Regions from separate parts of the Mus musculus genome. Here regions 1, 2, 4 and 5 are each linked to region 3. Evidence: chromatin loops called from intact Hi-C (ENCODE). Cell type or tissue: left cerebral cortex. All regions are shown on one strand. Links, peaks and the distances in the headings refer to the core of each region. The heading gives the core; the rest is flanking DNA.

The links. Peaks named below come from ENCODE experiments on the same cell type or tissue, not always from the same donor. Only the 100,000 strongest peaks of a DNase experiment are listed, where the experiment ranks them.
Region 1: a loop joins it to region 3, with 2.4 times the contacts of the local background. A loop is called at or near these places in 2 of 42 quality-filtered maps.
Region 2: a loop joins it to region 3, with 2.1 times the contacts of the local background. A loop is called at or near these places in 3 of 42 quality-filtered maps.
Region 4: a loop joins it to region 3, with 5 times the contacts of the local background. A loop is called at or near these places in 2 of 42 quality-filtered maps.
Region 5: it touches region 3 in a loop (1.9-fold over the local background); 3 of 42 quality-filtered maps call a loop at or near these places.

The regions. Positions count from the first base shown.
Region 1 is chr10:106,124,566-106,130,656 of GRCm38, reverse strand. No RefSeq gene overlaps it. Among named protein-coding and RNA genes, the nearest start is that of Ccdc59, 290 kb to the right of the region's middle. In left cerebral cortex, for the core only: no CTCF peak of the experiment used is centred there; no DNase peak of the experiment used is centred there.
Region 2 is chr10:105,864,835-105,870,925 of GRCm38, reverse strand. No RefSeq gene overlaps it. Among named protein-coding and RNA genes, the nearest start is that of Ccdc59, 26 kb to the right of the region's middle. In left cerebral cortex, for the core only: a CTCF peak has its summit at 3,394 (motif pointing left); a DNase peak (open chromatin) is centred at 3,394.
Region 3 is chr10:106,251,262-106,257,352 of GRCm38, reverse strand. No RefSeq gene overlaps it. Among named protein-coding and RNA genes, the nearest start is that of Ppfia2, 220 kb to the left of the region's middle. In left cerebral cortex, for the core only: no CTCF peak of the experiment used is centred there; DNase peaks (open chromatin) are centred at 2,066 and 3,003.
Region 4 is chr10:106,465,148-106,471,238 of GRCm38, reverse strand. Ppfia2 (protein tyrosine phosphatase, receptor type, f polypeptide (PTPRF), interacting protein (liprin), alpha 2) reads right to left here and starts at 929. Exons shown (of 32, transcript NM_001205341.1): 1 at 648-929. In left cerebral cortex, for the core only: no CTCF peak of the experiment used is centred there; DNase peaks (open chromatin) are centred at 995, 1,726 and 2,604; H3K4me3 peaks cover 1,831 bases; H3K27ac peaks cover 1,685 bases.
Region 5 is chr10:106,412,601-106,418,691 of GRCm38, reverse strand. No RefSeq gene overlaps it. Among named protein-coding and RNA genes, the nearest start is that of Ppfia2, 55 kb to the left of the region's middle. In left cerebral cortex, for the core only: no CTCF peak of the experiment used is centred there; a DNase peak (open chromatin) is centred at 3,494.

The DNA.
Region 1 (6,091 bases), core at 855-5,854, 130 kb after region 3:
CTTATTCCTCCTTAGATTGGTCTACCATTCTTTTTTGTCTATGTTTCAGATTTTGATAATCCTGCCTCAAAGTTTTATTCTAAAATTATCTCAGGTAAGGCATATATTACAATACTTGACACTGAAGAATTTCTCACTTAACACTCAGTACTATTTTCTGGTTAATCATGCCTATGAAATGCTCATCTGAGAACTCTAAAACTTCAATGTGGATATTGATCCTGATTAATTTCATAACTAAACTTTAGTTTTTCTCAATATCTTGTATTTATTTGCATACATTCAGAGCAATATCATAAGATTCTGAGAGGACTGAGACAGGCTGACTCCATGACAGGCTTCAAATTGGCAGTTCAGGAGACTAGGCCTACATTTCTCGTTCCAAAAACTAGGCAATTCCAGGCAAGTCAGTGACTGCAAATACTCCAGGCATCAGGCAGCCAATCAGAAACTGCCCCACCATCTGTAGCTACCCTGTTACCCAGTCCAAGACAAGGACAATGGGTCAGCAACAGATTCTAGGCTTCCAAAACAACAGTTTTCAACCTTCCCCCAGTCCCCAGCAATGGTTCTGGAGTGTTGCTAGATATAGAGTCAGTCAATTAAGATAAATGTCACCTACCCCTCCCTGGAAATCCACTAATGTGCTTTAAATTGGGCCTGTGAGCTCATTTGGGCATCTCCATCTTAGTAAATGGTAGACCCCAGCATGCTGGACTCTGCAGAATAAAATGTTCTTTGCTTTTGCATACTATTTGAGTTGGGCATCATTCTTCCGCAAATTATGGACCCTTACAATTACATACTGATATGACTATGCCATTTACTAATTTATTAAAATATGCTTGAACTAACAGGTAAGCAGAGGTAGTACTGTCTCTTTATTTTTTCTGCTGATCCACCTAAATTTTCCCCTTCAAGATTCCATGTATGATATGTGTGTTAGAGAACAGCTGTGGTTTTCTCTCATCCTCTGTTTCCTCCCTTAGGGTGTCCAGGCAATGTTATACATGGGGCTAGAAGAATGAAAAGTAGTCTGGAACAGGTAGGGTCTTATAGTATCCTGGTCTGACTGGGAGTAAGTGTGTGTGTGTGTGTGTTGGGGGCGGGGGTGGGTTGGTGAAGGGTGGGAGTTGGGATGAGATCTTAGAGGAGCTATCCAGATATGGTAGACTTCAATCTTTCCTGGCATAGTTTCCTAATGTCCATGACCTCTTTTGTATATAAAAATTTTAAAAAGTCAAATGTTCCAACTCTCCTGAGGCAATGCTAGAAATGGTGTCTATATCAATTGCCTTACACTCAAGCCCGATATGTAAATATTGTATACACCACTCTGCAAAAAATATATAATATAAAATATATGTAATTACTACTTTAATAGAGACGTGTTGAAATATTCACTATTCTTACTTTATGTTTTTACAGTTGATATAACTAAGGTTAAAGAAAAAGGAATTAAAACTTGGCTGAGTTGAATATCCAATAAGCAATAAATCCAAGATTTGCAAAGACTGTCTGTTTTCACTTGCTGGACTCATAATTACATTACCAATCTGGAAATGTGTTATGAATTTGTTGGGACTAGGGAATAAAGAACAAAAGAAATCAAGACAGTACTTGAAAGTGGATTCTAAAGAGGCTAAACAAGGATAAAATTCTCAGAAGATAGATGCTTAAAATCAAACTCAAGTGTACCACTCTTAGTTTAAAAAATGGTTTTCCAAAAATCACTGATTTTGTTCAACGAGGATACCTCATGTTTATGATTTTATCTAAAGTTATGCTGTGACACTCAGCATCAATTGAAAGGCAAAAGAAGGTACCTGCCTTCTTCAAGCAGAATAAGTTCTGTGCTGTTATGCTGTCTCATCAGGTAACCTGTGTAGTAAAACATCTGTTCATGATAATTGCACTTACATGACCTGTCTAGTTTTTAATAATAACTGGCATTAGACCAATCCAAAATTCAAGGCAGATATAACTGATAAGTAGAATTAGGTGTTACCATTAAATGACCAGTTTGTTGTGAAAGAAATCAGAAAGGATTTTCCAAAATGCCTAGAGTCAAACCACCGTGAAAACACAAAAACAATCTGTGAGACATAGACATATTTGTAGCTGTTGGTGCTTTTATTAAAAATAAATAAATTGGTGATGTCACTTGTTTGTACTTGTGTCAAACTGTGAAAAAAGACTCAAGGACAGGTGTAAATAAACCCCAAAGATTTTCATTATATTGGATTTCACTATTTGTTATGAGTTTTGATGTACATAAGAAGTAATTGGTGATACTGTTGAAAATTCAAAATTAAGGCTAGTCAAAACTTAGCTGTTATATAATAGCATTAGAAAAAATAGAGATCTCAATAAGCAGCTTATTAATTTATCTCAAAGGAAACAAAAATGGGCTACATTAGAAACTAGTGGAAGAAAAATCATAACGATCCGAATTAAAGTTAATGACACACATTCTAAAAGAATAACAAAAACTGCAAGTTCTGTTTTAGGGCTCCTACACTCTTCTGGCCTCTCTGGGCACCTGCACATATGAGCATGGGTATTCATGCTCAACTACCATGCATATATACAAAATATTTGTTAGAAAAGTGAATATGTTCTTTTTATGTACAAATTTAAAATAAATATTAAAGCACACATGTTTCAGAACAAGAAAATGTCACAATTTAAAAATAATCAGGTGCTGTAGTAAAAATCCTGCAATAAAACATGAGATAAAGTTTTGCTCATGTTTGTTCTCAGTTGCCATCTGTGTCTGTAATGAAAAGCAACCTGGGGACAAAAGGCTTCATTTAAATTTGTGGGTTATGGTCCATGATTTTCCATGATTGGATGGAAATCAGATAAGGAACTGAGCAGGAACATGGAAGCAGGAACTGAAGCTGAGATAGTAGATTAAAGCTGTTTATCCCTCTAATTTTCTCAGCTTGCTTTTTTTTAATGAAACCTAGACCCACTTCCTATGGATCGTGCTGCTCACAGTGGGCCAGATATTCCCACATCAATCATCAACCAAGATAATTACCCAAAGTCATGCCTACTACAAGGCAATCTGAACGTGGCTAATTCCTCAACTGAGGTTCTTTCTTCCTAGGTAATTCTTTTTTTTTTTTTATTGAATTCTTTTTTTTTATTGGGCATTTTATTTATTTACATTTCAAATGTTATCCCTTTTCCCGATTTCTCCACCTCCCCAGAATCCTCCTATCCCAGTCCCCTCTCCTCCTTCTTCTATGAGTGTGTTCCCCTACATACCCACCCACTCCCACCTCCCTGCCCTCACACTCCCCTACACTAGGGCATTGAGCCTTCACAAGACCAAGGTCCTCTTCTCCCATTGATGCCTGACAAAGCTATCCTCTGATACATATATGGCTGGAGCCTTGGGTCCCTCCATGTGTACTCCTTGATTGATGGTTTAGACCCTGGGAGCTCTGGTTGGTTAATATTGTTGTTCTTACTATGGGGTTGCAAACCCCTTCAGCTCCTTCAGTCCTTTCTCTAACTCTTCCATTGTGGACCCTGTGATCAGTTCAATGGCTGACTATGAGCATCTGCCTCGGTATATGTCCAGTTCTGGAAAAGCCTCCTAGAAGACAACTATATCAGGCTCCTGTCAGCAAGCACTTATTGGCATTCACAATAGTGTCTGAGTTTGGTGACTCTGTATGGGATGGATCCCCAGGTGAGGCAATCTCTGGATAGCCTAGGTAACTCTAATTTGTGTCAAGCTGACAATAGAACTAACCAGTATAATATTCAGAAAGAGGTTTGCTTTCAAAAATGGTAAGGGTCATATTTGTTATGTATCTTTGTGATTTATATGACATATTCTATGTTCTATTGTTGTGATAGAATATCTAAATATTAAAGAGAAATTTGCTTTGCTTATTGATTTCTGAGCTTGCAGTCCATCTGCAGTTTCATTGCAGTTAGTCCAAGACAAGTAAAAGACATTTTGTAGATGGGATCACATTTGTTGAGAGTAGGCTCCTTAACTCACAGTAGTCAGAGTCAGGAGAAATGGTCTACTATGTACCCCCATGAAGCTACTTCTTTTAACTTCACCCTACTTTATAGAAATCTATTCAGCCACACATTTATTAATGTGATGTTAAAAGTTAGAACCCCACTCCAGACCCCTTCTTTTTACCTAACTTTTCTGGGTCTATCAATTGTAGCTTGGTTATCACTTACTTAACTGCTTATATCTACTTACAACTGAATACATTCAATATTTGTTTTTCTGGATCTGGGTTACCTCACTCAGGATTATGATTTTTAGTTCTATCCATTTGCCTACAAATTTTACAATGTCATTTTTTGTAACAACTGAATAATGTTCAATTATATAAATGTACCAAATTCTCTTTATCAATTCTCCTGTTGAAGACCATGTGGGTTGTTGATAGCTTCTGGTTATGATGAATAAAGCTGCAAGGAACAATGTCGAGCAAGTGTTCTTGTGGTAGGATGGTATACCTTTTGGATACATGTCTAAGAGTGGTCTATCTGGGTCTTGAGCTATCTGAATTGGATTCAGATCTTTCTGAAGAAGTGTCATATTGATACATGGATCTCTCTCTGAAGGGAAATAGAATAAATATTACTGAATACTTGTGGCTGGAAAGAATGGAAGGGGGAGAGAGGGAGGAAGAGGGGGAGGGGGAGAGGGAGGAGGAGGAGAGGGAGGAGAGGGAGATTAAATGGGACGAGGTTTCCATCAAATTTTTCCCCTCAGAGATCAGGAAATCCAGTGGAAAAGGAGAAGTAAAGAGTGTAAGAGCCAGAGGGATGGAGGACATTAGGAGAACACAGCCCTCTCAATTAACTAAGCAAGCTGTATATGAGCTCAGTGTCAGAGGTAGACGTACAGTCCTGGTATGAATCTTTACCAGATCTTCTACATGTATATTACAGCTATTAGCTTAATATTATTACAGGCCTTCTGACTGAGAACGAATAGGTCTCTGCCTCTTGTACCTGCTCTTGGGACCCTTTCCCTCATTTTGGGTTGCTATATCTAACTTTGGTATTATCTTATTTGCTTCATCTTGTTATATTTTATTGGGTCATGTTTGGTTGTTATCTTTTAGAAGCCAATAGTTATCTAATGAGACACAAAAAGGGAGTGGAGTCAGGGGAGAGGAGATAAGGAGAAACTGGGAGGAGTAGAGGGAGAGGAAACTGTAATCAGGATATATTGTGAGAAAAGAATTTGTTTTTAATAAAAGGGAAGAAATTTAGAACCTTTGAAATCCAGTGATCTCTCAAAAGAACTAAGCCATCAGCACAGGAGGCTTTGGGGGAACGCTGCATATCTGAACAACTGCATACACAACTGATTTTTTTCAGGACCTACCCACCTTTCTGTTCTTTTTAAGAGTCTCACAGAGTAACCATGTGTATCAATATCAATACCATGTTAATAACATGTTCATGAGTTCTCCTAGTAGGAATTAATAAACACTCAAACATGAAATCTGGGAAAATACAGTCTGCCTTTCTCCCTCCTGATTAGAAGCAAGATAATTTTAACAACTGTTTCAGACATTTTTGCCAAAATCATTGTTAAAATCTCTAACTAGAACAGAATAAAATCAATGCCTTATATTTCCCGAGGTTTTCACATTCAACATGAATCCTCAGAAAACATACTTGATGTCTTGCTGTTTACATTGTCTCACAACCCTCGTATGTAATCAGCTACAGAAGGCCAACTCATTTCAGCAACAAAAACAATTAGTTATTAGATTTCCTGGGTGGATTGTTTTTCCAATCTGAACATCCGTTAGTTATTATTAGAGAAAATTTACTTCACCACTGAGACATCCATCAATTTTCTTTTCTCAGCTCTCAGCTTAAAACTCTCATTTTCTTTCAACCAGTATGGGTGTGATGATGCTCTCAGATTCTCTTGATGTTTTGAGAGATGATTGATGTCAGGTGCTAGCTTTCTTGAGCCTTTTAAAATTGTTTAAAAACTTAAATACTTTCTTCCAAACTTTGAACTTGATAAATTTTGTTAAACCTTCTTAATTTCCTTGCTCTGTGTGTGTTTGTGTGTGTG
Region 2 (6,091 bases), core at 278-5,277, 390 kb after region 3:
GAGTGGCACAAAAGCTGTGGAAATAACCAATAACTGTCTGGTTGGATTTAAGGCTCACTCTGTGATTTGGAACCCATCCCCAACACTGTTCAGGTGTCCAAGAACCTGAAACTAGATAGGTTATGGAACTAGAAAAGAACAAATATTACTGTTCTGCTAAAGAAACAGGAATAAAATGACTTCTTATGACATTCTGCAAGTGTCCGTAGATAGATCAGTATCTCACTGAGCCAGCATCCAAGAAGCTTCATCTTGAAGGAGATGGCAATTAATACAGAGACCCACAACTAGACAAAGTGCAAAACATGAGAGACCTTGGAACACTCCATCCTACATGGGATGTCTTCATCAAACCCCTCACTTTAAAGTTCAGGGAATTTTTGCTGAAAGAAGAGGTGGAAAGTTTGTAATAGTCACTGGGAATGGAAGGCACCAAGGAAACAAGGCCTTCCAGAAACAAAATAACTGAAATGCATATGAACTCACAGAGAACTTACTGTGGTAATGGGCACTGGGTCTACACAGGTTCAAGCCAGATGGGGTCCTAGTGCTGAGAGAGGAACAAGCTATCTCCAAGTGACAACTGCTCACAAAGAAAAACTCAGTCTTCTCCAGTAGGATGTGATTGGGTACATAAACCATAGGTAAGGGCAGCTCCCATGCCCAGCAGCAGACAACCATCACATGATTGGGTCTATAAACCACAGTTAAAGGTACCTCCCATGCCCAGCAGCAGATGGGCATCACAAAGGGAAGCCAATGATCCTTGTGGAGATGTTTTGTCTCATAATACTTTGGATTGGCACCTGTATTGTGAAACATATGTTTTATTTTTAAATTCTGAATTGGGAGAGTTTATCCCATGAATGAGAAAATTTTACTCTGAGACTTATGATTTATAATACATTATAAAAATATCTTACCAGTTTTGATCCTGTTATGTCTGACAAGGTTTATTTGATGTGCAGATATATTTGTAAGTTCTTGTAGTGAAATAAACCCTTTTTTCTTCAAGGTACTACTTGATTTTTCCTCAGTGCTAGAAAAGCTTGGATCATCAAGTACATATGCAAATGTTACAAATGTATTTATTCATATGTCTGTTACAGGTGTGAGGATTTATGTGCATGTGTGTGCACTGGTGTGTGGAAGCCAGATACTGATGTCAGATGTCTTTTCTATTACTCTCTACATTATATGTTAAAGCATGGTCTCTCAGCTCAGTCCAGAGCTCGCCACATCAGCCAATCTAGCCAACCAGATTGCTGCAGGAACCCCACCTCTGCCTCCAGGGCTCTGGGATTACAAGCAGGCTGCTATATGCTCAACTTGCATTTACCTGATTGAGTTCTGGTCCCCATGTGTGATGGTTTGAATAAGATTGGCCCACACAGACTCATGTGTCTCAATGATTGGCCCATAAGGCATGGCACTTTTAGAAGGTGTGGCCTTGTTGGAGAGAGTGTGTTATTGTTGGTGGAAGTGTGTCACTGTTGGTGTGGGCTTTGAAGTCTTATATACTCAAGCTATGCTCAGTGTGGCACACAGTCCCCCTTCTGCTACCTGCAGATCAAGATGTAGAACTCTCAGCTCATTCTCCAGCCCTATGTCTGCCTGTATACTGCCATACTTCTTGCCTTGGTAATAATGAACTAAACCTCTGAAACTGTAAGCCAACTTCAATGAAATGTTTTCCTTTGTAAGAGTTGCTGTGGTTTGGATGTCTCTTCACAGCAATAGAGACCGTAAGAGATCACGCTTGTAAGATAGCGGGCTCTGTGTCCACAGATCTATATTTTCCTTTATACTTCATAAGCCCATTTTCAAATGAGCATACTTCATAAGACTTAGGTTTCCATGATTCATAACTCCATTTGTGTCTTGCACACACGTGCCTCTGTGTGTGTGTGTGTGTGTGAGTGTGTGTGTGTGTGTGTGTGAGTGTGTATGTGTGTGTGTGAATGTGTGTGTGTGATTGTGTGTGTGAGTGTGTGTGTGTGTGTGAATGTGTGTGTGTGAGTGTGTGTGAGTGTGTGTGTGAGTGTGTGTGTGAGTGTGTGTGTGTGTGAGTGTGTGTGTGTGTGTGTGTGTGTGTGCTGAGAATTGCATCTGGAGTTAGCAAATGATGGTCGAATGAGCTGTATTCTCAACCGTAAATACAAATTGGAAAGTACTGAAGTTAAATTTGTTTCCATTAGCAAGGTACTATGTGAAATATTTTTAAGGGGAAATCTCAACAGTGGTAATTTTTAGAGTATATTATCTGGATATTTATTTTAAATTTTAAAGTTTTTCTACAAAATGCATTTGTTCAAGGAATTTTAGACTCAGAGTAAAATTTTAAACCACTGTAAATACTTTCTTGTCCCTATTTAATTTTATTTATATTGTTATTTTTTTAGAGTATATTAACACATGTCTCTACATATTAAAATAAGTACATACTTATACACCAAATACTATAGCTTGACAACAGACAGAACTCTATCTGGGACAAAAACTAAGTGGATATAGCAAACTCAGAGTAATGAAGTTGGTCTGATAGAGCATTAACTTAGCACTAGGCTTCCTGACTTAAAAAAAAAATTGACACAACAAAACCAGCTCTACTGTGCTGTCACATAACAGACAAGTGGCCCACGGGGCTTTTATAACCTTTGCCTGATTGAATTACTGTCCCTGAGAGGTTCAGTGGAGCGTTTCCTACTTCATCCAGTCTCCACCATTCTAATATTTATAAATAGCCAAAAGCAGCAGGCCACAATCAAAAACAGCACTGGAATAACGAAGGTTTTCAAAACATCTAAAAACAGCCCATTTATAAATTCATTCAATTAGCCCTGTCTTCGCTTGTTGGGTACAGGGTGTGTTCAGGTTTCCTACAGGGTATGCAAATGAGCAGGAACTTTACAGATATCTACTGTGGCTGCTCACAGAAGACTGTTTCTATGTCTAGTCTCACATTAGAGCACTGTTCATCTTAAGAAATGGATGGTAAAAAATAACATGCACTTACTATTGTACAGTCATTTGCAATTTTTCATAGCTTTGGTCTTTAAAAAAATAATAAGTAGGAGTCACATCAAATATATGCCATGTTATATCAATTTCATGTTACTTGTATTGTTATATTCATAAACCAAATTTATGCCCCAAATTTCTTTCTCCCTTTCAAAAAAAGACCTAGGTTCATCCCTAAATTCAACAATACATGGAAGGCATGAAAATATTTAGGTAAGGTTTGGTTGTGTAGGAGTAACTGTGATCAATGAAAACACCTAAATGAGTAAATATTTTGAATTCTTTAAATTTATTCCATAAATCAGTAAAATGATACATTTAAAAATTATTTTCAATCCCTCGCTAGCAAAAAACAGTTGCTTGTCTGCCCTCTGCTGGCTTTGAGAGGATAGTTCAACTTTACAAAGAGTATATTTGCACAGTAGTTTAGCACAGAAAAATGAGAAACACTTGTAAACGCTTTAAACACTACACAATTATTTAAGCTATAATTAAAATCTAAGTAAAAATTAACCGTTCGTATACTTCTTTCAGGACTAAAGCACAGCTTAGAGTCAGAAGATCTGGAAAGTGAGGCTATCAGCATGAAATCAAGTTAATTGGAAGTTTTTAAGCAGACAAAGAGAAAAACCAAAAGAGCCCCAAAAGCAGAAAATCATTTAGTATTTACAAATAATACGGGTTGAACACAGAGTCAAGCATGTGCTAATAATTTATGATGAGATAATTGTTCTTATTTATAGAAAAAAACAGAGGCCTCATCCACAAACCTCACATAAAACTAAATTTTAGGCAGCAGTCTAAAAACGTTAAATAGAAAACTCTAAATCTATAGAAAGACTACTAGCAGTTTGAAGAATTGTTTGTCAGTAGGGACTGTCAGAAGTAAGAAACTGGGAAAGTCACAGAAGAAATGACCGGCACAGTGTACTGCAAATGCATTTTTGTAAGAGGAACACTCGGTAAAGGCAGAGGCAAAGATCGGTGTCAAAAACAGCACGAGGCATACTGTACAATTGCACAAATTCTCTGATTGCAAAGTCTGACCATGGAGCAGTGAGAAAACAAAAATAGTTCCATGGAAAAAAATAAAGATTTATTTAAAAGAAATGCCTAAAAGAAATCTAAGCTCACCGTGACAATGTTCATCTGTAACTCAGGAGACTGTGGTAGGAGAATCAGGAGTTCAAAGCTAGCCTGAACTAGTCAAAGCTGCTTTTCTCACAAAAAAAAAAAAAAAAAAAAAAAAAAAAGTGGAAATGTGGTAGAGGGGAGAGAAGACATAGAAAGAAAAATTTAAACCACCAGTAAGTGTGTAAAAGTTTTAGAACCCACATTATTAATCTAGGAAAATAAAATAAAATGTGATATATATATATGTTTGTGTGTGTGTGTATACACACACATACATATATATGTATATATAAATACATATAGAATATATAATACATATATAATGTATAATATATATGTATATTTAAATGAAGATTATAAATCATTGATGACCAAAATTGGAAACAATAGCATCACATCTAATCTGCTGCAAAAGTTATAATATATTTTGGCGCTAATTGTAAATTATAAATGCATGTACATTTCACACATATAATTTTGGTGAAGCAATTCTACTTAGAATTTATCCAACAAAAATTTCAATAGGTCACTACCCAAGAATATTCAGATATGAGTACATGATACATTTGGTGCGGCAAAAAGCAGCAAAACTCAAATATGAGAAAAATAAGATTAAATTTTTGTATAGCCATCCTATTATACAATTATTAGAAGAATCTTTTAGAAATGTATGCACTGATCATAAAGATGAATCACTCAGATGGATCATAATGAGTCATTAAGGAAAGTATAGATGATGATATAACATTTATATATGATTGAGAGAGAGAGAGAGCGAGAGAGCGAGAGAGAGAGAGAGAGAGAGAGAGAGAGAGAGAGAGAGAGAGAGAGAGAGAGAAATGTCAGGAAATGACTAAATCCTTTATATTAACTAACAAGGAGGTACGAATGGGTAGGGTGGAAATAATTTTCAGCTTTATATTTCTTTATAAATCTTCAGTACTTGGTAACATTTTAATTATTTCAGTTAGGACGGTATTAATATGTTAATGACATCGCTTAGTTTGCACAGTCAACAGGAAGTACTCATATATCACATCTTTAAGGATGTGTAGGACAATTGCTTGAACTGTTTCTTTTTTTTAATTTTAAACAAATTTTTCATTAGATAATTTCATCATTTACATTTCAAATGCTATCCCGAAAAAGTCCCCTATACCCTTCCCCTGCCCTGCTCCCCAACCCACCCACTCCCCCTTCCTGGCCCTGGCATCTTAATTCCTCTTCTTAGCATATCCTTAAGCTCCCTAGTGGCTTTTGGATTTAGCCTTCTAACCCAGTTCCTGCCTACAGCTGTAGGCTTACAGATTACCCATAGTAAGTGTCTCTCCAAGTAGCATTTCATGTGATTCCTTCCGGTTGGCTGTGATAGCAGGTTCTGGCGATGGATGCCCAAAATAGCTTCCAAAATTATTCCAGGAAAAAAAAAAAAGACAGTGCACTATTTTGTTTTGTTCTTTTTTCTTCATCCTTGGCTCCACACTAGAATCAACTAGGGAACAAACAAAACACCCTGCTTTGCTGTACTTTCCCTATCTTGGAGCTACACAAGGTTTACTAAGCTACTATTTTCAGATGGCTCTCCAGGTGATTCTGCAGCAAAGCGGGGATTTAACATTATTAGCAAGCCTTAAACCTGTGCCGCAGAAGCGCCTGGAGTCTGCTTGGTGCCTCAGCCTGGCATCCTGAAGAGGAAGACCAACTGGAACAATACATAAGAGGAAAGTAGGTTTTTCACTATGGTACTGTATGCCATTGCTGTATTTCCCCCATTTCACACTATCTTAAATTGGCTTCATTGTGTGGAATGTGTATGGTTCTTCCTATTTAAATATTTTGTTTGGTGAGTAAATTTATGTTGTTGCACAAGGACCACTGTGACTGAGTGTGATGGATAATCTTGCTTGTCAACTTGAATGTATCTGGTATTAACGAA
Region 3 (6,091 bases), core at 418-5,417:
AATTAAGGGTCGTGTGATAAACCTGTGCTTCTATTTAGAATACTGATTATCAACCTGTGGGCCAGGTTCCCTTAGGGATCAAATGACTCAGAAGGGTTGCCTAAAACCAACAGGAAACACAGATATTTTGCCAGTGATCAGGTTTTGGAATCCATGTGGTGGGAAAACTGAGGCAGGCAGCTGTTTGGAGTGCTTATTGCCACTGATAGGGTGAATCCAGAGACTTACAGGGGCTGATGCCAAAGGCAGCTGACAATTAGAGAAGTTACTCAGTAGACTTTTCTTTGAGGGAGCAAAGCTTAATTTACTGGGACTGGCACTTCCTATAGCCAGTAGAAAAATTATGAACTCTTTTAAGCCTTTGAGGACAAGAAAGAGAAGAGAGAAAATTCACACACACACACACACACACACACACACACACACTGAGTAGATGAAACAAAATGCAGAGTCCAATAACATCCTACACACAAACATGTACATTTGTGCATATATACGTACATACATTCACATTTATAACACACAGATGCATATTCACACATAGAATGGTTAGAGCAAAGCTTCAGAAAGTTCCACACATACAGCATTCTATACATACATATATACATGCATATTACATACGTAAATACACATAACTGGTAGATGGAACAAGCTCTAAAATACACCCAGAAAAACTTTACATATATACATACATGCACATAGTTAATGAGTGGAAGGAACCGTGTGTCAAACCCTGTGATACAAACCTTACACATGTACATAAAAATAGCTGATGAATGAATGTTCCAACACACTCAAACAAAACCCTAACATACATACATACATACACATAGTTGATGGATGGAAGGACCAGTGTTCCAGCCCTGCACTCACACAAATTTTACACATACACATAGTTGGCGAATGCTCCGACCCTCATAGTTTATTCTTTCTTCCATAGCTTATAATCATAGAAAATCTTTCAAGCAATATAAAATTACAACGTGATTACTTTTTAGTTTTTCTAGTGAGTGGCTATGAAAAAGCAATGTTTTCCAATACCTTTCCAAGAAATAACATTGGGTGGTACAAGTAAAGGAACAAATTATTTCCAAAAACCCTTGCACATTACTAAGCAACTTGTTACAGACTAAGAACATGTAAGCAAGCTAGGGAGTTTGCTCAGCCAGTTTCTCTGTTGGGCAGCAAACTGCGGTTACAAAGAAAGAAATAATTATTTTATTATTTATCTATAAAGGTACTCTTATAAGAATCTTAAAAGAATCACAAATCTAAAGTTTTATATAAAGATCAGTCACATTTACTCTAAATTCTCAGAATATGTATCTACTCATCTGCAGTACTTAACAAATCATGTCAGAGAGCAGAGGGGGGAAAATGGATATAAGAAATCAGTCATCACCAGTCAGCCTCAGTAAGAGTCACATCAGACAGTGCTGTCATTGTTCTTATTCCCTGGCCATAAAGATCCTAGCTTAACTGGTAAGAGTGTACCTCTCTGAACTTCAAATTGATCCCTAAGATTTTCTACATCTGACCCAGTAATGAGAACATCTCAACCTAGCTTCGCTAACAATTTAATTTTTCCAAATGTTTTCTAAGTGTGGTAGTCATGGCTGACAATCTATGTCTCTTAAGTTCTTTCCTAGGGTGGTGATTGAATCATTAAATCTGTTCCAGCAGCAATGACTGAAAGAGGTCAAGCAGTACTATTTTGAGTGCCAGAGATACTGTCCAGTGAGGGGCTGGAAGCCTTGTTAAAGTTTTCATACAGTTCTTAGAGTAATCGGGATGTGAGAGCAGCAAGCAGAGCAGAACTCCATAACAGCATGAAGTCCTCAGAATACGTGGTCCTCAGGGTCATGCCACACCAAGGCTCACCATGAGCTGTATTCCATGAGTTCTAAAGCCTTTTATCATTCCTCTTGCATGGCCCTCGGCAATGAAAATCATGTTATGGTTAGGGGTCACCAAGCTATAAGTGGGCAAAGCATTGGTTGAGAATCACGGACATAAAAGTACTACCAAACTGTTTCACAAAGCACCTGCACCATTTTCTGTTCCCATCAGCAATGCGTGTGGACCAATTTTCTCCATATTTCTGCCAAACTTGCTGCTGTCTTTCTCAGTCATCCCAGTCAGTGTAGAGTGACTCAGACTTAAAGCTTCAAACTGAGTTTGAACTAACAGTTGTCTTCTATGTACTTATTGGCCACGTGCATATGATCTTAGAGAAATAGACTACCAATCCTTTTCTCATTTTAATACCATTATTGGCATATTATTATCAAATGGCAAAGCTTGCTTAGATATCTAGGCAGAAGCCACTTGCCAAAAATGATTTGCTAGTATGCTTTGCCATTCAGCTATTTTATTTTCCTTTGAATCTCAAACATTTATTTTTTTTTTGAAGCACATACCCCAAAAAAAACAATTTTATTAAGTAGAAGTTAGACTTACTTCATGGTAATTAACCAGTTACAAGTGCATCTAAATTCATGTGTGCGAACATCATAGAAATCAGAATGGTCTTTCTGAAAGACTTGTGTTCTGGCTTGGTTTGTGTTGTGGTCCAGGTATGGTTTTATTGATGTTGATATTGTTGTTTCCTTTGTTCTTTGGGTTCAGTGTGTTCCTGAGACTCTGTCATTTATCTAACAGTCACAGGGGTTTTTGCATGTCTTCTTCCAAGAATTATAGAAACTATTCTTGTATATAGGACTGTGGTCCATTCTGACTTTTTATGGGGGGGGGGAGTTGTCTTGTCTTCTATTTATGTTTGTTTGGTTTTAGTTTTGTATGTATGATGTGAGGTGAGGTTCTAACTTTATTCATTTGCATACAGTCATTCAGTTTCCCCAGCACCATTTGTTGAAATGACTATTTTTCACCAGTCAGTTTTCTTGGCACCCTTTTCAAAAATAAATTGACCATATGTTTGTAATTATGCCAGTACCGCCTTATCTTGATTACCGTAGCTTTTCTGCTATGGTTGAAATCAGAGACTAGTAGGCAAGATTGTTTGGCTATTCTTGGTCCTTTGCAGTTCCGCTTCGGATTTAACTTCAGCTTTCCAATTTCTTCCTAAACTCCCCCAGAGACTTCGCTGGAATTTACACTGAATCCTCAAATCACTTTATAGTCTTGCCATCCCAACAGTGTTGAGTCTTCCAGTGCAGAAGCATGCAATATCTTCCTGGTTTTGAAGTCCTTTTAGTCTCTTCTTCCATTGTATTAGCATTCATAATACAAATCTCACACCCCTCTATTTAAATTTATACTTATAAATTTTATTTTTATAGTGCTATTAACATTATAAACAGAACTGTCTTAGAAATGTAACAGAATTAATTAATTTTTGGTTTATTGTCTTAAGTGTTGCCAAGTTAGTAAACTTGTGTTTGTGTGTCTGTGTGTGTATCTGTCTTTCTCTGTCTCTTTCTATGTCTCTGTCTCTATCTCTCTCTCCGCCTCTCTCTTTGTGTGTGTGTGTGTGTGTGTGTGTGTGTGTGTGTGTGTGTGTGTTCTCTAGACACGGGGTCATATAATCCACAAATAGAATTCAATTTGTTTAGTTTGTTCCAATTTTCATACATTCCAATCTTTTTCTTGCTCAATGTAGACTGGAGACCCCATTAAAATGTTAAGACAAAAAGTGAGATTGGACATTCATATCTCCTTCTTAACCTCAGGTTGAAGAATGCATCCTTTGGTCATTAATCTTAACTATTTTTGGTAGGTAGATGTTCATTATCTAATTGTGGATGCCTGTTTTTATTTCTAATTCAGTGAATGATTTTTAACATAAAATACAGATTATCAAATGATCATGAAATAATTATATTTTCTGTCTTTTATTCTGTGAGTAGTGTATATAAACAATAGATTTGGGGATGTTAATACAATCAGGCATTAACTGAATAATCCTGGTTGGCATTTGTGTGTAAACATTTTAATATATATTTGTATTTGGTGTGATAATATTTTGTCGAATAGTTCTGCAAATACAGTCAGAGGGAAGATTAGGCTGTGTGTGTGTGTGTGTGTGTGTGTGTGTGTGTGTGTGAGTGTGTGTGTGTGTATGTGTGTGTGTGTGTGTGTGTGTGTGTGTGTGTGTGTGTGTGTGTGAAGTTTTATTTACTTCTAATACCAGGATAATGCTGACCTTATAGGATATAGAAGAAAATACATTTAAATCCATCTATTTTGAAAAAAGTTTGTAGTAATTTTTCTGTTGATGCTTGGTAAATTTCACCAGTGTTAACACTGATATGTGTTTTGGAAAGGTTTTAATATGATAACTTCTATCCTTTTAAGCATAATTAACATTCCATTTATATCAGAATTCGAGGTAGCTGCCAATTATATTCAGAAATGAATGTCTTTTTTATTTATTTGTATTTTTGAGATTTATTTTAATTACAATATCATCTCCTTCCCTTTATTCCCTGCCAGCCCTCCCCTAATCGCTTCCCAGCTGTCCATCAAATCCATGACCTCCTTCTGTCATTCATTGTTTTGGCATGCATTTGATGTTTATGTACACACACAAGACACACACACACACACACACACACATATATGGTTTTCTAAGAGTGTACTTCACTCAGTTTATCTAATTGCAGGTGTTATCAGCAATAGTGTTTTCATATTCCCTTCAACTTCCATACAGTCAACAGCAATGCCCCTTCATTTCTTATTCCAGTAATCTAAATCGTCATTTTTTTACACTCATTATGATTAAAAGCTTGTCAATATCATTATCATTTTCAAATTAGCCCATGTTCACTCCATGTTCACTCCATGTTCACCCCAGCTTTCCTTCGTTCCCCGTTTCCAGGTATATCTTTCTCTTCCTCATTACCTGAAACCTGTTTATATCTCTGTCCAATATATAGCTAAAGCTTTTTAACATTTTGTAGATCATGCTTTTACTGCCACAGTATAATTATACCTGATATTTGGAATTTGGGCTCCCCTGTCTCATGCATTTTGTTTCTTTATTAAATTACTTTAAATAAAACAGATTATATATATATAGTACCATACTTTAAATGTATTTGAGTTGTATTGGTGGTTGTTCTAAGGGGTTTAATGCACATCATAACTTAGAATCTATCTCAGCCCCATGCAAATTTAAATCCTATAAATTATAGTAAACTTGTTTTGTACAGTTACATTTTTCCCTGTATTTTTCTGTTTGTTCTTATCACATATGCTACTTGTAGTCTACATGGTGAAGTCATAAGTTGTCACAAATACAACTTCAAGTAATCTTACTGTTTTAAAAACTGAAGAAATAAGAGCAAATATATGTTTAAAATTTGTTGTTGTATGAGCTTCCCTAGTTATTCTGTCTGATTTGACTTTTTTTTCTATTGAATTTAAGATATTTTGTAGTTACTTTACTATAGTATGACTGTATTCCTGCTGACTTACTTTGTGTTCTTACTGTCAAATATATTATATTTCTGCTTGCTATGTGCCCATTCGCTATTGTCGTGCAGTGAACTTCACAGTAACTCAGAGATGAAAGCTCACTTATCCTGCTGCTGTATAGTATACAGGTGCCTCATTTCTCAGGACTTTCAGTTATTTTTAGTGCTATTTATTTTTAATCCAACGAACTTTAACGATTATTTTAAGGATAGACTATTAGACATAATATTTGTTCATTTTTTTACTTGGTAAATGTTATTTCACTCTTATGTTGAAACACACTTTTCTTAGATATTCTTCTGACACTTTTTTGCCACTAATGCTTTGATGATGTCACCCCACTGCCTTTTGGACTTCTTTATTTCTGAGGAGCAGTCACTTTGATGAAACCATTCCTTTAACTGTTGACTTCCACGATTTATTTTCTTTGTCTTTATTTGGCATTTTACTATGCTGTGCCTGGTGGGTTCATGGGCGTCACTCTGACTAGACCAATTTATGTTTATCTCAGCTCAGCCAAAAGTTGTATTTAAGCCTAGTTCCTAGAAAAGCTTTGGCAATGTGATAATTTGTGTGTGGTCTGGGAAACACTTTCATGCTTACCCCTCTCCTTACAGTGAATGCAGCTCTCCCTCTAAATACACAGTCATGG
Region 4 (6,091 bases), core at 508-5,507, 210 kb before region 3:
TCAGACAAGAACATTCCAAAAGACTTTTATTTCTGTAAGTCGATAACTTCATTTAATTATATTTCTAGAAATTATACACTACCACAGGCAAAGAAGCAGTCGTTCTCTGTAACAAGTTTCTTCTTCGGCAAAGGCTTACTTAGTCTTCGGAACCCTCCCAGCTCTGTCTCCGTTAAAGGAGTAATTCAGTAAGAGAAAGCCTAGCCATTGTCTGATTACATTACACGAATATTTCTCCTCCTCTTTAACTCTTTGAAATCCCCTGTCCTCGGGAAATATTCCTACCATGTCTAATGGAAGCATTTTCACTTTCTTTACCTCTGTGCCTGCTCGGATGGTCAAACAGCAAGCGTACCCCACACTGCTGGACAGTTACTGCTCAGCCACACCCCCACCACCCCGAAAGAAGTTGACTTCATAATTTCCACACTAAAATTGTTCATCAGCCCCAGGAGAGAACGAGCTAGGCAGGAGCTAGAAAAATCGGGGATGGAGAAGATGGGTGGAAAGCAAAGGTAACTAATACCCACAAGGAGGACTTTGCCTCTCCTCTTCCCTGGGGGCGGGGTGGGGCTGGGGAGGTGGTCAAGGGGGGAAAAAACCCGAAGCGGAAGAGAAACCATGCAACTCGAATACAGTTTCTGTACCTAATGTCTCTTATTTCAGGTCCTGTTTCTTCAATTGTCAATGACAACCGCAGTCTCGGCTGGAGGAGAGGTGAGGCTCACACCCAGCAGTCCTGGACCATTTCCTTAGCAACGGGAGGAGAAAGACAGCTTAGACACTCGCGAGCCCCAGCGTTCTCTTGGAACGTGCCCTGGCTTCCTAACGTGGCAGCAGTTCGGCATCTTCCCGTGGCTCCGTCAGCAGCCAAAAGGAGAAAGGTCCATCGGAAAAATGGCATATTACAAATTTTGCTTTGGGAAGCAGGGCTCGGTTCAGACCATTGTCAAAGGGAAGAGAGGGGGAGGCGGTTCTTAAAGCAGCCGCGGTCCCTTTGCCGCCCAAGCAGCGGCAGCCGCCGCCGCCGCCGCCACTTTCGCGTGCAGCAGGAGCCCCGGGGCGGAGAGATGGTAATCCGGGACTGGATCTGACTTTCAGAAACTTAACGTAGCATAACTTCTCCCCTTGGCATCCCGGGCCACCCAGAGAGGGTGAAGACGTGTCCCTCCAAACAGGAACTTTGGGGTGAAGTGTGGGAAGTACCTATATGGAAGGGACATTCTCCACCCAATACCCCACCCGGAGCCCCTGTGAAGTTTATGGTAAATGTTGGGAGTTTGATGGTTAAAAGGAAGTGAGTCCCCTGGGGATGCTAGAAGCAGGACAGGTCTTCTCTGGGTGCCCAGCCTACTTCTATTCTAGGGTGTATCCTTTCACTTAAAGGAGGTGCTTCTTTTCTGGGAAGGTAAGCAGAAACACACACACACACACACACACACACACACACACACACACACACACACATGCACACCACCCACCTCCGAAGACACCCCCGCCCCATCATCGCGCGCTGCCTCCGCCCGCTGCAACAATTTTTTTTTCCTTCCAGTCCCTCTGCAATTCATCTGCTTGCATCAGTTGGCCGACAGAACCAACCTGCTGGGAACTGAGTGAGGATGCTACAGCATCTTCTCACTTGCCTAGTGCAAGCCTAGGATACTCCTCCTTCTGTGTCTCCTCCCCTCCTCCTCCTTGGCAATCTCCACCTCCTCTTCCTCTGGAACAAGGGCTTCCCCTGGAAGCTGCCGCAGTGGTTTCCACCGGCGGCCCTTAAATAAATTCTGAAGTCATCACGTCTTTTCTCTCCTCCTCACGCACACGCGCTCGTGGATACATTCCACTCTTCTCCCCAAAAGCTTCTCCGGGGCTGCTGAGGATCACTCTGGTCTCAATGCTCCTGATGAGGGCGAGGACCACGGGTGATCTAAAGTATAAATGGGTTCTCTTTGCCCTGCCTGCGCTTTTCCCACACAATCATCTTTACAGGAAAGCTTGTGTTGGCATGTGCTTTTGAGAACTGGGAACCTTCCTGCTCTGTGGCCTTCTGTGTTTGCTGTGGCTCTCTGCCGCTTTCTTCTCTTGAATCAGAGGCAAGGTAGTCAAGCTCACCGGAACCTGAATCAGTCTAGGGTGTGGCTGGGTCTGTCACTTTGCCTTACCTCTTCAGGTCGCCTCCATTCATTGCCTTAGCGCTGAGGATCTCATGTTAAGTGTTCCCTGTCTGCATGACTGAATTTCAGCTTTCAATAGTCTGGCAGCCCCAAGAACATGTTCTAGTCCCCAGAAACTTTCCCCTCCCCCATTTCTCCTCCTCCCTCAAGCATCTCTGTCTCTCTCTGTGACTCTCTCCCTCCCTCTGTCTCTTTCCTCCCTCTTTTCCCTCTCCCCGACCGTGTGTGTGTGTGTGTGTGTGTGTGTGTGTGTGTGTGTGTCCATTCATATAGATCAAGAATAAGGAGACACCAGTAGATAAAAACCAATACATTAAGGAAATGTTTGAGAGAGGAAGATACTGATGCACTAAAGGAACACAAAGAGAATTAAGCATCAAGTAGACATTGAATAGAAGTTACAGCAAGGGTCCAGAGTAAGCAGTATTAGAAGCCCCAAAGAGCAGAATCCAGATTTCACTGAGAAATGATGTGCACATCCTGACTCACTGAAGTATGATCACTAGATGAAGTTCTTTTGGGGGAAGAACTTAACTAGTTGATGACTCTACAGTAAAGTTTAAGATGAGCCATATGATTTATATCCCTTTCTCTCCTGGACTGTTATTCAAGTTTCGCATCACAATGTAAGAATTGAGTGTAAAAATATTAAACATTAGTAGATGAATAGTATTATTGTTATATGCTACATAAAGTACTATTTCTCAAACATGCTCACTTGAGTGTCCTAGTTCTTTGTAGATGCTGGGACTCTAAGCCTCGGGTGGATCCTGAGAGGCCACACTCTTAACAATGTCTATACAATACACTGCATTGGTGTGAACAAAATCTCCCCCCTCAAAGAAGCTGTGTCTGTTGAGACTAATGGACTGATTGGAATGTTCCAGGTCCAGAGGCTAATTATTTTGTCTCACGCTAACATTGGCCGCTAGGAACAGTCATTCCCTATCAAAATGGAGAAAGGTTCGTATAAGAAGTTTGCAAAAGCACTAGATTATCCCATTAGCAAGAACACAAGAAACACCATTGTGAATGTTCCTATAGCTTATTGTCCATCCAATTCAGCATACAATATATATATATATATCCAAGGCAGCTTCTTATAATGAACCTTGCTTGGTCTCAACCCCCATAGCCATGCATCCTTCAGGTCAAAGGTGCTGTCTGTCTCAACCTTATAATTCCTGAGAAGTTCCAAAATGATACTAGTCCAGCTATCTCAGCATCCCACATTGATAACCACTGCCTAAATATTCACAGAAATGTAAAAAAATAAAGGAGCTACTAAATATCCATTCATGAAGTGAAAAGTCTTTTTGTACTTTTTATTATATATGAACAGTTTTAATGTTAAGGCCATCACTGGCTTCCACTGATTTTAATAGATGGTAAATTAAACAGTATGGTGAACTAAAACTATCTCCATATAATTGTCTACATTTAGTAGTATTAGTGCATAAGATGAAAATATGAATTTAGTTCGTAGATACATATAGGATCATGGTCATAGATATATAATGCTTCTTTTGTACATTTTATTACAAATATTACTTTCTATATTTATTGTTTAAAAGGAGTATAGCACAAAACTACTTTTATGTATACTATAGTGGGTGATTTTTCAATTATACATGTCCTGAGTATCAAATGAAATAATAGTATTAGCCAGAATCTCTAAAGAACAGACCCAATATAATGAAAATACATAAATGGATTATAGATTGTGGTCTGGCTGGTTTTACAATGCCTGTCTCTCAATGGAAAGGCTAAGAATCCTGTATTCTTTGAGTGCACCAGGCTGTATGCGATGCCAAAGATATAAGTTCTGGTACCAGGAAAGGAATTTCTCAACCACAGGATAGATGAAACTGTCCATGAAAGAGAGAGCAAGCAGGGAAAGTATCAACAGCTTTGTGTTTCCTGGTCCTTTTATGTGGGCTGCTATCAGAAGGTATGACCCTGGTTTAATGTGTCTCCTCGAATGACCCAATCAAGAATATCCCACAGAGGTATATTCAGCAGCTTGGGTTATAGTTAATTCCAAATATGGTAAAGTTGAATATCAAGATGTCAACTTGTGAACTTGACAAACAAAATTCCACCTCTTTATGTCATACATAATTTCCAAATGAAAAAAATAGCCAGCATAATTCTACCTAGCATGACACATCTGTCCCACTTAGAAACCTCAAATGAGTTATATATTTTATCACAGGTGGCAATGGGCAATGTCCGCGGTGGAATGATTGGCCTTTTAGTACATTATATCTGCTGTGTGTGTGTGTGTGTGTGTGTGTGTGTGTGTGTGTGTGTGTATGTGTGTGTGTGTGTTTATGTATATATATATATATATATATATATATATATATGTATGTATATATATATATGCAATGTATATAGTATTTCAAACTGTGATGGAAGCACATTATTGCAATGTGCACTTCTGCATATGGTCATGTACCCTCTACTAGTGGCTATAAATACCGTCTTCTATTACACATTCTATTTTCTCCCACCCTTAGAAAGCGCCTCAGTAGTTCTTGAGAACTGAAAGGAGTGACTCTTACCTTCGTTCATGAAGAATTCAGATCTGTTGTGTCCTTCCTGGATTGGATTTTTTTAGTTCTCGATTGACTTTAAACACAATACATAACAACAAGAAATGCCCTAAAGGATTCTGTGCAGCTCCTGCATAATCTTCCTTATCTCCATTGCAAGGAAGCAACACAATTTTCCCATGCAGCATGCGTGCAATAGACTTTCCCATGGCATCCAGCTGTGTAAAGCCTATCCCCATAGAACTTCCTTGACTCCCCTGCAATTAATGTCTCTACCAAAGCAATGATGCTGGCAAGAAGTGTCCTCTCCTACCTTTAGCAATGCAGCTTAGCTTTTTAGAGACACTATACTGAAGTTACCATTCACCATGAGACCTTCAGTCTCCTGAGAAAATCTGATGATCGTGATGAGAAATATTCTGTAAGTTTTTCATAGTTTCTCTGTCTCTACTTTGAACTTTGAGATATTGAAACAGAAGGTCCATGAAATGCCCATAAAGCACTATGGTGTATCATGGCTTTGAGCCCCTTAATTCTGTTAAATCTTAAATTCCACTACAGTTCCTCTGCACAAGTCATTCGTAGAATCTCAATACTGGGTAGTTTGGATCAATAAATCCTCCTAACACTGTTATTCCTTTCTTAGCCTCTTGGGCTTAAGAACATCAGAGGCATAACCAGGGAAAGTAACCAGGGGAAGGAAGTCCATTGAACTTTTTATTCAATGGAATGTTTGCTTTGTCTCCTGGCAGGAGGACTCCCCTGTCAGGACCCAAAACTTCTAGGTCAGCAGAACTTAAGGCCACAGGAACAGGAAGCAAAATCTTTCATTGTACATCACTAGAGATGTTGTGATAGTGAGTTGGAACACTGCCAATTAGTGATACAAAAACAATTCATGATGTGTGCGAAAAATGTTTTATGTTAATGCTAATCAAGATGGATTCGAATGTATAATACAGTTTCATAAGATAATGCGCCAAAGAAAATAAGTAATTAAGGATAAGCAATGAAAATAACAAAGATTTAGTAAATAACAAATTAATTTTTCACATATAAGGATGGTTTCGATACAAATACAAGGCAAGTAGTAACTGAATAGAACAAGTGTATATCTCAGTATCTTCTAATTTCAACTATATAGGTAACCATCTTGGCATTTTGGCAAAATGTGTGTGTGTGTGTGTGTGTGTCTTACCACATATGGCTACGAGTTAGGATCAGATAGCTTATCAGGGACTCATCCCAGAAGACTAATTCCTCTCAGCAGCAATTAATTGTAGTGGCAGGTGGTATTAAAAAATGAGCCAACTCACATGATATGTACTCGCTGATAAGTGAATATTAGCCCAGAAACTT
Region 5 (6,091 bases), core at 885-5,884, 160 kb before region 3:
CAACCAAAATGAAACACTGTGTGGAATCACAGAGTAGAAATGGGTTTGCATTAATGAAATAACATAAATATAATTAGGACATTGTCAATAGAACTCAATAGAACACTTGCTCTTGCAATGTGGAACATCTAGACAGGAATTGGTAAATAGCAGTCACTGAGTCATAACAATATTGTAAAAATGAACCTTCTTAGACAAAGGGAAGAAAAAAATGAACACAAACAAGCATGTAACATATCTTGGAAACTTTAGTAACATCTAGGTTTCCTAACTCTATTTCATCTTATGTAGTTATTTATATTTGTATAGCCATCAGGCTACTTATGTGTGTGTGTGTCCATGTGGAGGGGAAGAGGGATGTGGGGTGGGGGCGGGGCTGGGATTGTAACAAAATGTTAGAAATATCCATGATAGAGAGATAAACTCAAAGAAGCCATAATAAGAAAAATAGACTCATAATATTATCATTGAGAACAATTATAGTTTCAGATAATAAAACCTCGATTCTATCTTGCTGATCAATGTTTCATTATGCTTTTCAGTACCATGTTCTTTTGATGATATAGTTCTATACTATACTTTGATATCAGGGATGGTGATAGCAACACTGGTATTTTCATTTTCAGGATAGTTGGGCTGTTTAGCTATCCTTGATCTTATGTGTTTCCATATGAATTTTATGATTTCTTTTCAAATTCTTAGGATAATTACATTGAAATTTTGATGAAGATTATATTCAATGTGTATGTAGCTTTTTGGTAGAATGGCCAGTTTCTCAATATTAATTCTTCCCTTTTTTCATTAATTAATTTATTAATTTTACATCCTGACTGCAGTCCCCTCAGTCCTCTCCTCCCAGTACCCCTTAAATCTCCTTCCCTGTATTCTCCCCCTTATTCTCCTCAGAGAAATGGAACCTCCTTCTGATTCCAGCTAACAACCTATCTTGGCATATTAGGTCTCATCAGGTCAAAGAGCATCCTCTCCCACTGAGGCCAGACAAGGCAGCCCAGCTAGGGGAAAATGAATCAAATAACAAATGCACCTTTGTGAAATTAAAAAGAATCTGCATAGTAATGTAGCTGTCCAGCAGCTATGGAGAACTGGGTACCTGAAAGGGAGGCTGGAAATGAAAAAGGATGGGTGAACTAGAGAAGGATGAAGCCAAGACAAAGTTTTCTGATCAAAGCTCAAAGTTTAATTTTCAGCTCTGTGTTTATATAGGGAAAACCCCACACACCCATCCTTTGTTTGGGTTGGACTATGTTGCTTTGTTTCAGTTGGACAATGTTGCAAAGCAAGCTCAGCAGGCAGTCTGCTCCTGCAGGAAACTGCAAGTGTGACAAAGCAGAAGACTTCCACCTACCTTGGAAGACTCCACCCTAGGTGGGTTAGGTCAAGGAAGACCAACTGTGGCAAATAATTAAGGTCTTTTAGCCTGCTCAAGGCTGGGGGAAGGGCACAAGTGAAAACAACATCATTTGTATGAAGAGTCAGCCTAGAGAGCTGGCTTCTTTTTACAGAAGACTTTATTTTGGGTTATGATTTCAAAGGAGAGATTCATAATTTCAGGGAGAGGCATGCATGACAGCAGGTAACTGAAGCAGTAAATTGAGGCATCACATCTTTAGCCACAAACACAAAAGAGAGCCAACTGGAAGCAGAAGAAGAAATAAACTCCCCAAACCCACTCCCTGGGAACAAACTCCCTCGAGGAGAGAAGAACTGGGAAAAGATTTCCTTGCTACAAATCTGACATAGGATTAAAGTCTAGAATATACAAAGGGGAAAAAAGTACACACCAAGAAAACAAACAATCTAATTAAAAAGTAAGATCTGTAGCTAAACAAAGAGTTCTTAATAAATGCAAAAGTATGAAAACTATGTTTTAAAGGATCAAGGCTAAGCATCCTTAGCCATCAGAGAGATAAACATTAAAATTACTTTAAAATGCCACTGTGTCCTGGTCAGAGTGCCTAAGATAAATATATATATATATATATTTTAATGACAAGGAATATTGACATTGAATTGAGGAAAGGAGACCACTTAGTGTTGGGTGTGTTGAAACTACTGTGAAAAGTGATATGAACACCACCTCCCACTCCCCCACCCCACCCCTCCATCCCCGCCGAAGCTAGAAGTTATTTTGTGAACAGGTACTACCGTTCCTTGGCAGATACCCAAACAATGCTACATCTTATTACAGAGATAAATATCTCATCCACAGTAACGCTGCTCTATTCACAATAGGCAAGAAATGGAGACAGCCTAGACATCATAGATATCGATATCAGCAGCTAATAAATGGAGCCTTATGAAATTAAAATGTATAATTACTTGGGATTTTTCTAAGCCTGTCCCAGCTCCCGGATAAGGACATGGAGAATTATCTATGTATTTATGACTTTGGCTCTAGCTTAGACTTGCTCCCCAAGTAACTCTTAATGTACATCAACCCCCTTACACCATTTTATGTCTGTCGTGTTGCTGGTTAGTTACCTCTCCCCAGTTTCATATGATGTCTTACCTACTCGCTCCCCCTCAGTGATCATCAGACTTTTATTGACAAGTGAATGCTTTCACACTGTGCATAAGAGTTTATCCCTGCAAAATCATTTATGCCCATTAAAGGGTACCATGGCTTGTGTGATGAGGCAGCCCAGAGAATGGGAAAATGGCTTTACATCTGCCAGAGGGTTATGTTGCAGGATATTGGACCATCTCGTGAACCCTGAGATGGTGAACAGGGTAAAATCTGTTTCTAGTGATATAGCTCAGCACTTACAGACTCCTTTAATCCAAGAGCTATCTGTTTAGTGTAAACAAGGCTTTGTGGTGTCCCTCAGCTCTAGCATACACCTTTAGCCCAAGAGCTCTATGTAAACAAGAGCTAAATAAAGTCAATGACAGGCAAAGCAAGCAACCAGTTGAGAGTGAGTGAACACAGGAAAACTCAGGAAAGAGACAGAAGGGTCTTTGAGTGAAAGGGTATTTAAGACAGTGTGAAGAAGGAGAAAGGGCATTTTTCTTCCTCGGTATCACTGGAGTAGGAAGGTCAGCTGGGTGCGTTCTCTGCCTCTCTGAACTATCAGGCTTTCACCACAGTATCTGGCTCCTGATTCTTCATTTGATAAATCAGACATTTGTGATTTCATATTAAAAACAACAGGATTAGATTCTAGAATATACACAGAGCTAAAAAACAAAAATTAGACATGAAGAAAACAAACAACCTAATTAAAACTGGGCCGTGATTTTAAAAGAGTTCTCAAAAGAGAAAACATAAACGGCTGACAAATTTAAATTTAATGGAGAACATTTGTAAAAATGCTTAACATCATAAGTCATAGGAAAAATGATAATGAAAATTACTTTGAGATTTTTATCTTCCCCCAGTCAGAATGATAAAGAGCAAAGAAACAAAGCACCACAGATGTTGGTGTGGATGTCTGTCCGTGGAGGGGGAGCAGTTAGTCACTGCTGGTGGGAGTGTAAACTAGTATAGCCACTATGTAAATCAGTGTGGAGGTTCCTCACAAAACTGAAAATAGACTTACCATATGATCCAGCTATCCACTTTTGAGCATAAACAAAGGATTTTATAACCTACTACAGAGATAATTGCTCCTCCATGTTCATTTCTACTCTATTCACAATAGCCAAGAACTTGAGACTACCTAGATGTCCATTAACTGATAAACAGATAAATGAAATGTGGTATATATACAGAATTTCATTCAGCTGTAAAAGAAAAATAAACATAAATGGGTGAGTTAGTGATAATCATTCCCAGGGAGTCAACTAAGACCCAGAAAGCCAGATGTGGTACATGTTCCCTGATAAGTGGATGCTAGCTTCACTCTTTTGATATGTGCCCATGGAAGACAGGAAGCTAATAAGGGGCCATGGAGAATTTCATAGGCAGGGGATAGAATATAAGTGATTTGAAGATGGGAAGGGGAATAATGGAACAGAGCAGGTTAAGTTGTGTGTGTGTGTGTGTGTGTAGGTAAGTGGGTATCTAGCACTACAGTCTTGTAAAGTAGCTGTATAAAAACATGCTAGTTAAGTTGTATGTGTGTGTGTGTGTGTGTGTGTGTGTGTAGGTAGGTGGGTAACTAGCACTACAGTCTTTTAAAGTACCTGTATAAAAACATGCTAGTATAGAAGTTTCCAAAAACATATACATGTAAACATAAAATGTATTTCACTTGATGCTGCCCCAAATAGGGGCTTGTCATTGAATTGTTCCACTTGGCCTCAAACTAACTCTGGCAACTTGTTCTAATCATCTGGCTCCTTCTTATGCTCTGGCTTCAGCTGCCTCTGCTGACCTGCCCTGACCTGCATGAACTCACTAAGGAACTCAACTCCCCTGCACTGCACACACTGCACTGACTCCCAACTGACTGCACTGCTTTTTGAAAGCTTCTCTGTGCTGTTCTCATGAAAATTAGGCATATCCAATCTCTGACTTATTCTGTCAAATCTCTTTCTGATTTGTCATTTTGCCCCTCATTTAGACATTGATTTCAAACAGGACTGTTTTCATCTAAAAACTATCCCGACTTATATTGTTTGGCAGTAAAAGTATATTCTAAGGGCATGTCTGCATTCCAGCAAGAGGGATTAAAGGTGGCGTCTCTGTCTTCCAATTAGATCACACAGACATAAGTCTGTGTATGTGATTCCTTACCAAAGCAGCCTTGTTTGCAGGATTAAAATTCCTCTACAATTTATACAATAGAAAATGAGCTCAAAAATTCCCACCTCTGGCTGAGAAGATATTAGCAGTTTATGGCTACTTGGGCGAGAACACTTGGATTTCATCAAAGAACCAGTCATTGATAGGTTACTTATATTCCTGTATATTAATATAGATTGTCTCATGCTCATGCAGCATGCACATACTGGCAACACTAAGTAGGCTTTTGTTGTTGTTGTTGCTTTTGAACTCAGAAATTTGAAAGGGTAAAATGGTAGAAAAGGACAGTACCCGACTGGGAGAGAATGGAGAAGAATGTGAGCAAAAACGTTATATTCATGAATTAAATCTCAAACAAATGCAAAACCAGAATAAATAAAATGAGAGGCAAAGTTTACTCAAGGGAAATATTACATCAGAATGAAAAGAGTGCAGTAATACTTGAGAGGCTCTCACAAAGCAATTTCTGAAATCACACCTTCTCTTATTTTAAAATGGTAATCATAGCTGATATAATAAATATTATATGAGCAACGAATATAGAAAACACAAAGATTCAAGAATGAGAGTGAGGCGTAAGCCCTCAGGTTTGGCACTCACTCGTGCTTGGAACAGAGCCAAGAACCTTCTTTCTGGGAAGCAATTTCATTTCAGCCATTTTATAAAAAAATGTCTTTAGCAATAATACATACCCTTTGACCTACAGTGTTCTTTTCTGTTATCCTATTGAGGACAACAAATATTCTGACAAAGATTAATGATGTGGCATTACTTTTAATATCGAGGTATTGAAAACCACTTACTCGTTTAAAGTCAGAAAGATGATGAAATGTATATTGACACATCCGTTTGCTACTTGGAGTCAAGATTATGGATAGACAAATCCAGATTCTCTGTCTGTACTTGTCTTTCAGTCTTTCTTCCTTCGAGAACAAAAAGAGTTTAATTAATTAACCCACTTCAGGACATTTTGTAAGGATGATATTTGTATGCTCTCTCAAACACATATGAAATAGAAATGCTAGTTTAAGAAGTATTACATGTAGCAGAGGATGGCCGAGTCGGCCATCAATGGGAGGAGAGGCCCTTGGTATTGTGAAGAGCATATGCCCCAGTACAGGAGAATGCCAGGGCCAGGAAGCGGAAGTGGAAGGGTTGGGGAGCATGGCAGGTGGACGGTATAGGGGGCTTTGGGGATAGCATTTGAAATGTAAATGAAGAAACTATCTAATAAAAAAAAGAAGTATTATAAGTAAACGTTGTTTGAATAGAGTCACATGACACTGTCCACTCACTCATACAAAAGATATAGTACATTATCCCATTTTCATTTTTTCCTGTCCATCCAGTTCTGAGGATTTGTTCACATGGTCTATATCTTCC